3 separate regions of the Homo sapiens genome follow, and regions 1 and 2 are each linked to region 3. A link is a loop called in an ENCODE intact Hi-C map of the cell type or tissue named here. Cell type or tissue: IMR-90. All regions are shown on one strand. Region 1 has its middle 41 kb from the start of LINC01349. Region 2 overlaps LOC124904231 (a long non-coding RNA gene). Region 3 overlaps VCAM1 (vascular cell adhesion molecule 1).

Region 1 (2,500 bases), 120 kb after region 3:
TCCTGCAGAGTTTACATCTCTCCTCAGCTGACTCTTACTGACCCCAAATAAGCTCTCATCCATGGTCAGTGGCCCATCTAGCCCCTTATTATTATTATTATTATTATTTGAAATTGATGTTTTAAGTAAAATTGTGGTTAGATGCTTTGTACAACTTTATTAATTTAGGTAATATAATTTCACACCATAATAACTAGAAGTCAGGAGAAAAATGAGGAGGGGAAGATTTTAGTCTACCAAATGCCTCTCTAAAATAGGTTTACTGTTAGATAAGTCTGCTTTATCTTCTCCATTGTATTTGACTTCTTAAGAGGCAAATTTATGTCTAGACCAACATGTTCTATCAGTACAGAGTGTCTAGACACTTTCCCCCGGGCTCACTCTCCTCTGGAGGCAAGCACCTTATTTTTACAACAGGTATAGGGTACTATTAAATTACCTGAGTTCCTCATGCTACTTTCCTCAGGAAAAAAAAAAAAAACTTCAAGAAAATCAAAACAGCAGCAGCTTATCCAGGCAAACGCCTATTTAGCTATCATTAGCCCTCGGTGGGATTACTAATTCTATCACTAAGTGGCCTGGGGGAAAAGGCAGCTTTATTTCTGTCTTTTGAATTCTAGCTGAAAAACAAAAAGGACAGTTTTCCCTTTATGGAAGGTTAGAAAGAGATAGTGACATATCTTTAATAACTTCAACACTTTCCTTACAGAATATAATAAAGAATTTCCCAAATAGCAAAATACAATGTGATCTTCATCTGCTGATAGAGTTATGCCCTTGATAGCAGAATTCAGGCAGATCAGCTAGCTAATTTTGGGCCAAATAACAATAGTTCATTACATTAAAATTTACAAAAGAAACAAAATTCCTTTCTCTAGACGGTTTCCAGGCCATTTTTCTCACTGCATGGTTTTATATTCATCAACACTGATTTAAAACCAAAGGTTCCTGAAGGAGCAGTTGCTGGGCAGTAATGCAGTGCCACCTAGCTTCCCTCCTGCGGGATGGTAGTGCATCACCAGATGTTCTCCATAATTGAAGGAACCAGAGTAGAGACAATAATGTGCTAGGGCTATCTGAGGCAGAAATAGACAAAGGGGAAAATATCTTCTTTCATATTCATCCGAAGACAATTAAACATCAGATATATACCCTGGAGTGAGGCACAATCCTCTACAATCTAGTCTGATCACTCCATCTAGCCTCTCTCTACCCCATCACACCTACAACGCCGCAGAAGAAGGCAACTTGTACATGTACAGTGCTTAAGATTAAGACTGCTCATATCACGTATTTCCCCTAATCATCCCCAGCATATGCCATGAATATTCCTGCCTCTGTTATATACACTTTTCCCAGCCTAAAATCTACACCATTTGTTCTCTTTCAAGTCTTTTCAAGTCCCAATTCCTTTATGCAGCCTTCCCTGACTACATCAAACCCCAGTGATAATCTCATCTTTGAATTACATTGTATTTTCAATTCTCTAACTGAGTCTTTTACTACTCTGCCTATTCCACCCATGTATCTAGACTTTCCTATTTATCCTTCAAGACTCAGCTCACCTATCTACAGCTGTTCTTGATCACCCATATTCCCTCCATCAAACAAACTGGATAGTTGCCTGTTTGGTGCTCTCATAGTGTTGTGTACACACCTCTCTTAGAGAACTCATTTTTATCTTTAATTTTTAAATAAAATTTTATTTTAACTTTTGTAGGTACATAGTAGGTACACATTAATATATTAATGGGGTATATTAGATGTTTTGATGCAGGCATGCAATGTCTAATAATCACATCATGTAAAATGGGCCATCTATCCCCTCAAGCATTTATCCTTTGTGTTGCAATCCAGTTATATATTATTTTAGTTATTTTAAAATGTAGAATTAAATTATTATTGACTATTCTCACCCTGTTGTGCTATCAAATACTAGGTCTTATTCATTCATCCAATTTTTTGCACCCATTAACCATCTCCACCTCCCCAGCCCCTCCCTCACTACCCTTCCCAGACTCTGATACCGATTCCTCTATTCTCTATGTTCATAGGTTAAATTGTTTTAATTTTTAGATCTCATAAATAAGTAAGAATATGCAAACTTTGTCTTTCTGTTCCTGGCTTATATCACTCAACATAATGACCTCCAGTTCCATCCATGTTGTTGCAAATGACTGGGTCTCATCCTTTTTTATGGCTGAATAGTACTCCATTGTGCATATGTACCACATTTTCTTTATCAATTCATTTGTTGATGGACGCTTAGGTTGCTTCCAAATCTTTGCTGTTGTGAACAGAACTGAACAAACATGGGAATGCAGATATCTCTTCAATACACTGATTTCCTTTCTTTTAGGTATATACATAGCCATGGACTTGCTAGATCATATGGTAGCTCTATTTTTCATGTTTTGAGGAACGTCCAAACCGTTCTCCATAGTGGTTGCATAAATTTACATTCCCACCAACAGTGTATGAGGGTTTCCTTTTCACCATA
Region 2 (2,500 bases), 50 kb after region 3:
TTTATGAAACTCTCCCCAAAGTCCTGACAAACACAATATTTGTATTCTTCAACATTTTCGCCCTTCATTCCTCTGACTCTTTTGTTTTGATTTCCTTATTTGTCTGTTCTTCTTTAGCCATCTCTGCAGCATCTTTTCAGAGAGTCATTGGGCAAAAGGGAACATGAACTCAATGCTCCTCTCCTAAAAACAAAAGTGCCTGGTATTAAGTAAGCACTTAATAACTCAAAAAAACACAAAAAACAAAAACAAAAACAGAGCCAAGACTGAAGACTACAAAGGCAGCCATTACAGTAGCAATGTAGAGATTAGCTGTTCAGTAGACTCCTCTTTCAGAGAGACTTCAATGGGACCAAATTTGTAGAACCTTAAGGAGGAGCTGAAACAGAGTAATTCATTTTTATTACCATCCTTTGAGTAAGGGAAAAAAATTATAAATTTAATAAGACTTTTTGTTTTATACATTTTTTAAACACTAAAGTTCATATAATTGGAATACAAAACTTCTTTGGGTTCTTGTCGGATTTGATCACAACTTTTTCTTTAATTGTTTCTTACATAAGCATTGTAGCTTATATAATCCAAAGTGACTTATAGTCCTGGAGTAGCAGAATCATGTTTTGTCACTTTTCTTATATCATGGTCAGAGTTAAGCACTTTTCCAGGTACTGGTAGTTGCTTTATACATACATATCAATTCATTTTTAATCAAAGAAATAAATGTGCTTGTAAAAGAAAAACAAAAATATTTTTAAAGCCTAAAAGACTTTTGTAGAAAAATAACACAGTTCTGTTTGAACATCCCCTATTCCCTACCCACCCTTGACTGAGGCAACTACTTTGAGTTCTTACAGCCATTTCTTCTAGTATTTCTTTCTATATTACTTTCCAATATGTGTGTTATTTCTTGATTTATTAAATATACATCTTCTCTATTGATTTTTTTTGCATTTAATGCCCTTACACCATCATTGCTCACACACTCAGTTCCCCTGTCCCCTTATCCCAATAAAGCCATATCATGATTTATGGTAAAGTAAATAATCAATAGTTGTACTACAATAATGATGTAAGTGTTATTCACTGCTGAGCCAAACAGTATGTAAGAATTATACTTTCCTTTATCAACAGCCTGTTTTGTTTTTTTTTATTTTCAAAGTTTTCTCCATGACTAATTATTCCATCACATCTGGGATGTGTTTGTCCATATTATTTTTCAAGAGCCTTTTTCTTTCTTTCCCCTAGAGCTCTCCCTTCTGGGCTTTTGCATGCTGTAGCAGTTTTCATTCTGATACTTCCTTCCCTTGGCTACTGTTCCTTAGCTAGCCATTTCCCAAGCCTTGTCTTTCTCTTCCTTGTTTTACATATTCCCCAAAAGCTTTCTGTGACAGGATGCATGGGAGTTACATTTTTTTTAGCTCTTGTATGTGCAAAAATGGATTGTTTTCCACACTTGATACCTGAGTATGAATGAACCAATGAATGGATATGGACATAGCATGTGTAAAGGCCCAGAGGAAAGAAAGCATTGGACATTTGTGGAATGGCGAAAGAGAAGAATAACAGGCTTGTATCAACTGAACAAACAATAAGAAAGTGGACTGCACCATTATTTTCATAAGAAGGCTATTTAAAAATGAGAGCAAAAGAAATAACTTTGCTTGAATATTATTTCAATAAATTACAAAAGCTAAGGATCCTCTAGAAGAGCACAGGGTTGTCTTATCTACATAGCTGCACTGAGTTACAGACAATATCATCAATGATTTTATAATCTATATTTTAAAATTCTAACAGCAGCAAGATGTTGCGAGGAAAAATTATTCACAGATACCTTTTCCTTCTGGCTTCTAGCAATTTCTCCTATAATATCTATGTGAGGTCATTGAGGCTATTAGGTCATATGGTAGTTTCCAAACTTGACTGGGCATCAGAATTACCAGGGGGAGCTTTAAAAAAAAAAAAAGAAAAGAAAAAAAAATCAAGTTCCAGTTCTTACTCCAGATCTACAGACTGAGAAGCTCATTTGGCTAGAGTTTGGGAGTAGGAATAGGGGATAAGTGGGAAAGGATCTGAGATGTTTGTGGGATTGCCAGTGAATGGAAGCTCACCTCTCTTGCACAGTCTCAGAGTCCAGCAACCCTGAATACGTTATTCAGGGGCAGAGGCTATGCCTTGTACAGCACTGTATCCAATGCCCAGAACTCTCTCTGGCCAAAGGCACACACTCAATAAACTTATGCTAAATTAAAAAAGGGTTGACACTCTTCACCTTAAACTGTAAATGCTGATTATATACCTGCTCCCACATCCTGCCATCCCTAACGAGCCTGCAAGATGCTTAAGTTCCTGAACAATATCCTTTATATTAGCACACCAAAGTAAAATACAAAAAGTGTAAATACATGCAAGCAATAAATATAATAAGGAAGTTATTGAAATATATAAGAAATATAGTACATAAACTATCAATTTTAACTAGATTTATTTCTGATATCAA
Region 3 (2,500 bases):
AGGGACTTCCTGTCTGCATCCTCCAGAAATTCCTGACTCTTCATGAGATGATCTCCTTTCAGTAAGTCTATCTCCAGCCTGTCAAATGGGTATACATCAGCAACTGAACACTTGACTGTGATCGGCTTCCCAGCCTCCAGAGGGCCACTCAAATGAATCTCTGGATCCTTAGGAAAAGCTGAAAAGGCCAAACAAATACATGGATGGGCTTTTTGCTAATGTGATATAAGGTCTCTTACCACTTTAACACAATACAAATCAAGTCTAGCGTTTTTGTTAATACAGTCTTAATACGACAGAACTGTTTGAATAGCCTTTCATGATTTGGGGTGAGTTCAAGGCACAAGAATTGGAAGCAAACATTTTTTACAACATTATTCAATTCTGATCCTGTATATATTAAGAGTTGCATGTTATTACAGTAAAAGAAAGAAGAAAAAATAATGTTTATATTGAACCTTACATGTGGCTGTCACTGTGCTATAGATTTAACATGAATGATTTCATTTTATCCTCACAATAACTCTAGGAGATAGAGATCACATTTCACAGAAAAGAAGACCTGGACTTAGTACATTTACATAACTTGTCTAAGGTCACACACCTAGTAAATGGTAAAGCTGGGATTTAAACTCAGGATTTCCATTATTGTGTTTTGCTACTACAGATTTACATTATGTTACATCACATTTTCTTATTATAGTCAGGGCAGATATATTTCCATTTTACAGATAATGACTGTAAGCCTTGGAATGTCATTGCAAAGAATAGTTATTGTCAAGATATTCTAAGAAATGAGAAGACCAACTTTAAGTAATTAGCTTCTGAAAATGGTGCCTCTGACAGGAATTCATCCACCAGAAAGATACATTTGTGCAATCTTTATGTTCTGGAACACATATTTGCCTCCTGAAATGCCTAACTCACTATCCCAACAAGTGTTCCATTGAAGCTTCTAGTACAAGGAAATACACTACTTCACGTGGCCATTGCCTCCTTTGCAAGAGTTACCTTTTTCATTATGCATTATGATGAAGTAACATATTGGTGGATTCAAAACTGTGTAGCAAAAAGAATACAAAGGTCTCAACTCTAACCACTATTACAATCAAATGCGGAAAGGAGACAGAACTGTTATACATAATGAGAAACAGACACTCTTGGAGAAAAACCTCAGGCAAGATAATTAAAACCAGAAGCGTCTTCATTTCTCTTTCTTAAATCTTCAACTATTTGGTACTAGTGGGCAAAAGACAAAGGAGCTGGAAATTCTTTCCTATGTGAAGAAACATGGTATTTTTCATTTTTCCAGCAATAATTTCTGTCCCTCATATTCTGTAAGAAATGTTCCTCTAATCCACACAGTTCGATGTCAGGTAACATAAGAACTTGCTACTTTTCCCTGTATTTACATAAGGGAAGCTTTCAAGGAGCTCGGGAGGCTGCACAGACATAAACTATGCACATACAACCAGCATAATTGAAAGCAGCCGGCCAAGCACAGTTTCTTGGGAAGCTTGAGCAACACATGCGGTTTGTTGCAGAATCAATTAAGGTTACTGGGAAAAGTTGAGCTCCGGTACAATAAAACGAAACCAAAGTAATTATAATCAAATGAGGTCTTCATGAAGACATGACCGTAAATGGGTTCAGTTTTTTAGAAAGAGAGGCCATCAGTAACAAAAGGCAAATGATTTATGTCTGGTTAGTTTTTTACTCCTCTTGCTAACTTTGTTTGCTGAATGGAGAATGGAGTGGGATGCATTTTGTCAGGCTGGTAAACTAGGGACATCCACTCACTTTCATGAGGCAAATCTAGTTCATTATATAAATATCTTTGAAGTTGAGCGGTTGAGCACCAAGGCTTCATGGCACCAAAAAAACCAAAAAAAAATCCTAAATGTGTCAACACCAAAGTCAAATGATTGAAATGTTTCCAGATATTAACAATTATGTCTAAGAAGAACACTTTTATACTAATACATATTACTAATTATAGATCTACTTAATGTTTAAACTAATTTTAAGCATCAAATTGCATAAGAATAAATGAATAGAAAATCCCTGAAGGATGGAATTCATAAATCAATCAGACACATAAGCAAGTAAACATGTAAGGATGTAATCAAATGGAAATATTTTTTAATAAAACAAAAAGAAACTTAGAAATGATCATTTTACAGCTAAGGAAACCAGAGCCCAGAGAGGTTGAGTCTTATACATGGTCACTGTGTTTGTGGCAGAGGTAGAAATAGAAGCCAAGATTTGGATTCCTGCTCTCTCTCATGTTGGCCTTAGCTGTCCCTAGCTTTCCTGATGTTGTATGTTCTTTAGCCAAGAATCTGTACATGAATATCCATTTTAAAACTTTTTTTAAAATATCATTTTTAAAAAGTGATTTTAAAGTAAAATTGAGAGAAAAACAAAGATTTTCTAAAGCACTCACAGTAGATCTCCACCTGGATTCCTTTTTCCAATTTCCTAGATTCACAAGTTGCTG

What was found. A loop is a pair of places that touch in the nucleus more often than their neighbours do. Peaks named below come from ENCODE experiments on the same cell type or tissue, not always from the same donor. Only the 100,000 strongest peaks of a DNase experiment are listed, where the experiment ranks them.
Region 1: a loop joins it to region 3, with 4 times the contacts of the local background. A loop is called at or near these places in 3 of 110 quality-filtered maps.
Region 2: it touches region 3 in a loop (2.7-fold over the local background); 3 of 110 quality-filtered maps call a loop at or near these places.

The regions. Positions count from the first base shown.
Region 1 is chr1:100,605,126-100,607,625 of GRCh38, reverse strand. No RefSeq gene overlaps it. Among named protein-coding and RNA genes, the nearest start is that of LINC01349, 41 kb to the left of the region's middle. In IMR-90, a CTCF peak has its summit at 985; a DNase peak (open chromatin) is centred at 965.
Region 2 is chr1:100,670,522-100,673,021 of GRCh38, reverse strand. All of the region lies in intron 1 of LOC124904231 (a long non-coding RNA gene), which reads right to left. Among named protein-coding and RNA genes, the nearest start is that of LINC01349, 25 kb to the right of the region's middle. In IMR-90, no CTCF peak of the experiment used is centred here; a DNase peak (open chromatin) is centred at 1,191; H3K27ac peaks cover 234 bases.
Region 3 is chr1:100,720,698-100,723,197 of GRCh38, reverse strand. VCAM1 (vascular cell adhesion molecule 1) reads right to left here. Exons shown (of 9, transcript NM_001078.4): 2 at 2,447-2,500; 3 at 1-178. Among named protein-coding and RNA genes, the nearest start is that of VCAM1, 2.2 kb to the right of the region's middle. In IMR-90, no CTCF peak of the experiment used is centred here; a DNase peak (open chromatin) is centred at 1,487; H3K4me3 peaks cover 1,262 bases; H3K27ac peaks cover 2,033 bases.